2 separate regions of the Homo sapiens genome follow, and region 2 is linked to region 1. Evidence: read pairs that join two places in POLR2A ChIA-PET (ENCODE). Cell type or tissue: K562. All regions are shown on one strand. Region 1 overlaps USP32 (ubiquitin specific peptidase 32). Region 2 has its middle 12 kb from the start of CA4.

Region 1 (2,500 bases):
CATTGCATTTTCCAAGGTTTCCCATATTCAGTATCCTTAAAAAAGTTTATCATCTTTTTTCCTGACTTACTCTTTTTTTTTTTTTGAGACGGGGTCTCGCTCTGTTGCCCAGGCTGGAGTGCAGTGGCGCTATCTTGGCTCACTGCGAGCTCCGCCTCCCGAGTTCACGCCATTCTCCTGCCTCAGCCTCCCAAGTAGCTGGGACTACAGGTGCCCGCCACCAGGCCTGGCTAATTTTTTGTATTTTTAGTAGAGACGGGGTTTCATTGTGCTAGCCAGGATGGTCTGGATCTCCTGACCTCGTGATCCGCCCGCCTCAGCCTCCCAAAGTGCTGGGATTACAGGCGTGAGCCACTGCGCCCAGCCTTTCCTGACTTATTCTTACATTCTCTGTCTACATAATAACATAATCCTTGAAGTTTCTCGGTACTGGCTGTGTGCGGTGGCTCAAGCCTGTAATCCCAGTCAAGGTGGGCAGATCACTTGAGGTCAGGAGATCAAGACCAGCCTGGCCAACATGGTGAAACTAAAAATACAAAAATTAGCCAGGTGTAGGCCGGGCGCGGTGGCTCACGCCTGTAATCCCAGCACTTTGGGAGGCTGAGGCGGGTGGATCACGAGGTTAGGAGATCGAGACCATCCTGGCTAACACAGTGAAACCCTGTCTCTACTAAAAATACAAAAAATTAGCTGGGCGTGGTGGCGGGCGCCTGTAGTCCCAGCTACTCGGGAGGCTGAGGCGGGAGAATGGCATGAACCTGGGAGGCGGAGCTTGCAGTGAGCAGAAATCGTGCCACTGCACTCCTGCCTGGGCGACAGAGCAAGATGCCGTCTCATAAAAAAAAAAAAAAAAAATGAGCCAGGTGTGGTGGTGCGCACCTGTATTCCCAGGTACTTGGGAGGATGAGGCAGGCAAATTGCTTGAACCTGGGAGACAGAGGTTGCAGTGACCTGAGATCATGCCACTGCACTCCAGCCTGGGTGACAGAGTGAGACTCTGTCTCAAAAAAAGAAAAAAAAAAGCTTCCCAGTACTGCTTCTACTCTCAGTCTAGCTTCAAGTTCTACTGACCCTCTGGATATTTCCCAAATTTAGCTCCTTTTCTTGTAGTAGCAGGCTATTGCTTCCAGATTTGTTCTGTTCTCTTTGTTATTGGTAGAGTGAGCTATCTGAATTATATCTCACTGTGTTTTTTTCTCGTCTGCCTGCAGTTTTTATCTGAGTTGTATCTGACTGTGTCCCTTCCTTATGACAGGACAGAGTCTCTGTGACTTGGTCTTGCTGCCTCTCTAGGTTTATCGTTTGCTACTCCGTGCTTTGCTGTAGTAAGATACTTTTATGATACATTTTTATACTTCATTGTACTTTGAAGCAAACTGTAATTTCTGACCAGCATATCCTTGTTCATTTTGCTTGGTTTAGCCTTTAAAATTTAATGTAATTATCTTCATCTGGAAGAATTCTCTGTTTTCTCTAGCATGGGTCAAAGGTACCATTTCTGTGCCTCTATTGTGATTGTGGTACTGATCATGTAATAGTAAAGGGTGTTTATTTCTTTGTTCTTGTAGATAGAGATTGTTCCATATAGTGAAAAAAAGTTTTCAATGCATAAAATAAAGTAATGGCTCAGTAATTTTTTTGTTTTTGATAATAAGTATCTAAAAATTTTAGTTTGTTAATATCATCTGTTTATGAACTATTTTCTTTTTAAATAATGACAAAATCCAAGCTAAACTTGAAGACTGTTCTCCATATGGATAGAGATGTGCTCAAGGAGTACAAATAATATAATTTTTATCACAAAGGAGATTAATGTATTGCTGCTGAAAACATTAATGCCAGAATCCAGTGGCATTTAGCTTACCTGCTAATTTGAAATATTTGTTACTTCTTTGCCCCTGCCTAAAATTTGTATGCCTATATTAAAGTTTTGTCTTTTGAAAATTGAATGTTAAGAATTTTGGCTTGGCGTGCTGGCTCATGCTTTTAATCTCAGCATTTCTGGAGGCCAAGGTGGGAGGACTGCCTGAGCCCAGGAGTTCAAGACCAGCCTGGGCAACATGGCGAGACCCATCTCTTAAAAAAAAAAAATTATACTTATTTTCTAAATTAGATTTGAAAATATTAGAATTATGACTAAATGTCATAGAGTTTTATTTAACCAAAAAAGAAGTGTAATGCTTGCCAATTTTTCTTTTTTTTTCTTTTTATTTATTTATTTTTTTGAGACAGAGTTTCGCTCTGTTGTCCATGCTGGAGTGCGGCGGCATGGTCTTGGCTCAGTGCAACCTCCATCTCCCAGGTTCAAGTGATTATCGTGTCTCAGCCTCCCAAGTAGCTGGGATTATAGGCATGCACCACCATGCCCAGCTAATTTTTGTTTTTTTTGTAGAGATGGGGTTTCGCCACATTGTCCAGGCTGATCTTGAACTCCTGGCCTTAAGTGATCCGCCTGCCTTGGCCTTCCAAAGTACTGGGATTATAGGCGTGAGCCACTGTG
Region 2 (2,500 bases), 190 kb after region 1:
GAACACGATGGGCACCCCAGAATGTGCTTTATGCTGTGCTGAGTGCCGGCCAGTGACCCTCAGAGAAGTCAGGGTGCAGGCAAAACCATCAGCCTGTGAGCCTTCCCCAGGCCTGGCCAGCTACAGTGAAGGAGTGAAGGCTGGTGTGTGTGTGTGTGTGTGTGTGTGTGTGTGTGTGTGTGTGTACCCCATGCAGTCACCCACGGGGCCTCAGAAATGAATGAAAGGAGGGCTCAGGGGCCAGGCTGGACCCTCTTTGTGAATAAGGGGGTTCTCCTCCCTCGCCCTCAGAGGGAACTGTCTCAGAAGCCAGGCCAGACTGGGCACAGGGAACTCAGAGCCACCATCCCCAGGGTGGGGGTCTGCTGGGGGTGGTGGAGGCCGCATGGAGGGAGTGAATTTACTAAAAACAGGAAGCTCGTCATGAACACACGCATGTTCACAGGAAGGAATGCCATCAGTGGCGGCCTCGGGAGGTGGGGGCCAGTGCCCGGGGTGAGCTGCCCACTTCTGCTGTGACTGGCCCTGGTGACTTGGCTGGGAGTTGAGTGCTGGCAGCACCTGCTGTGGCCTCTGGGCCGCAGGGAGGGCAGGCAGGACATGGGAGGTGGCCAGAGCCCCAGGCCCTGGACAAGCTGTGCCCGTTCTGGCTCCTGCTGGCCGGATTTATGATTTAGGGACCAGGGGGATGGGGAGGGTCGAACACCTTCTGCCTTAGGTTGGAAAGGCCAGGACTTCCTGGTCCTGCTGCCACATTATTCACTAAGGTTGCCTGGAGGGCAGGGATGGGGGTGGGGATGCAGTGCCATTGGGGAGCTGGGAGGGGCCATTCTGACCTCAGAGCCCTGATCCTTTGGGGGGCAGCTTAGATCCCCTGCAGTCTGTGTGGGAACCAAAGAACAGGTTCCAGGTTCTGCGTCCACACACCCCCCGCTGACAGGCGGCCTGCGGTTGCCATGGCAACAGCAATACCACCCCTCCCCCACAGCTGCGTGGTCACCAGGGAAGGGAGGGGGGACTTATTTTTGGTTACAAAAGGGAAGACGGAGGGAAAGGGAGGAGGGAGGGGAGCAGCCGTCTCTCCTCTCCCTGGGCTGACTGGGGGTGGTCAGGGGCATGGGGGGCTCGGGGTGAGAGAAGGCTTAGAGACCACCTTCTCCCACCAGCTCCCCTCCCACAGCCAGCGAGGGATTCTAGAACCAGGTGATGGAATCCCTCAGTGCCCTCCTGGTGGGCACGCCTTCCTGTGAGGAAGCTCTCTACCTCCGGACTCTCAGCCTGCCAAAGGGGTCCTCACCCAGCCAGGGAAACCTGGGTGCCCCATTCACTCAGCCAACCCCACTCCAAGGCTCACGAATTCCAAAATCCAGTCCTACTCCTGATGATGAGGTCTGACAGCTGCGGGCCCTCAGTTCCTGGCACCTGGGGCCTGACCTGGCTTGGGGACCGCGTGGGTCCCCTTCTTTCCTTCTCATTCTGGTGTCCTGGACCCCCTCTCACCAGCCTCCTCCCAGTCTCTCCCTCCACTTCCCTCTGGCCACAGGAGGGAAAACAACCCATTAGAGATGTAATCACCGTGGTGGTGGGGACTTTCCTGACAAGTCCCAAGGGACCAAGCCCCACACCCTTGGACACCCCCATGAGCTCTCCCTCATATCTCACTGCTAACCCATCAGCAGATCAGCTCCTGGGCACTGCGGCAGCCCCTGAACTGTCCCTGCGTTCTGCCTTCACCTCTATAGCTCCCCTCCCTGCTCCAAACCAATGCCCTCCACCTCACTCTCCTGCCTCCCCTCCCCCTGCTTCCTCCCTCCCTCCCTCCCTCTACTCCTCCCTGCTGTTTCTCTGGAAGGCTCCCTCCCTGCCGCACCTCAACATTTGCAGTCTCCAGAGGCCTCCATCTCTGGCCTCCTCCCAGCCGCCCCTTCCCCCAGGGCTTCCCACCTTCCCTGCCCTGAATTCTCTCTTTTTTTTTTTTTTTGAGACAGAGTCTCTCTCTGTCACCCAGGTTGGAGTGCAGTGGTTCAATCTTGGCTTACTGCAAACTCTGCCTCAATTCTCCTGCCTCAGCCTCCTGAATAGCTGAATTACCGGCACCCGCCACCATGCCCAGCTAATTTTTGTATTTTTAGTAAAGACGGTGTTTCGCCACGTTGGCCAGGCTGGTCTCAAACCCCTGACCTCAGGTGATCTGCCCGCCTCGGCTTCCCAAAGTGCTGGAATTACAGGCATGAGCCACTGCGCCCGGCCCCCTGCCCTGAATTCTCTTTCTCCCATGCACTCACTGCCTCCCGATCTATTAGACAACATGCCTGCTTCATTTATGGGCTGTCTCTCCACTAGACTGTGAACTCCAGGAGGGCAGGCATTTTTGTCTTTTATTCTCTGCCATATCCCCAGTGCCTAGAGCATAAACGCTCAATAAATTTTTGAGCAAACAAATGAACTTCCTTTCGCCCACCTTGCCTAGGCCATCCCCACACATGACACCCTTTCACCC

Evidence for each region. ChIA-PET counts read pairs that join two places held together with the same protein. Peaks named below come from ENCODE experiments on the same cell type or tissue, not always from the same donor. Only the 100,000 strongest peaks of a DNase experiment are listed, where the experiment ranks them.
Region 2: POLR2A ChIA-PET joins it to region 1 with 5 read pairs; 5 of 35 experiments call an interaction of 5 or more read pairs at or near these places.

Annotation. Positions count from the first base shown.
Region 1 is chr17:60,345,707-60,348,206 of GRCh38, reverse strand. The region is part of intron 1 of USP32 (ubiquitin specific peptidase 32); the gene reads left to right. Among named protein-coding and RNA genes, the nearest start is that of USP32, 45 kb to the left of the region's middle. In K562, no CTCF peak of the experiment used is centred here; no DNase peak of the experiment used is centred here.
Region 2 is chr17:60,160,232-60,162,731 of GRCh38, reverse strand. It overlaps a transcript of CA4 not described here. Among named protein-coding and RNA genes, the nearest start is that of CA4, 12 kb to the right of the region's middle. RefSeq lists a silencer at 830-1,124. In K562, no CTCF peak of the experiment used is centred here; a DNase peak (open chromatin) is centred at 991; H3K27me3 peaks cover 208 bases.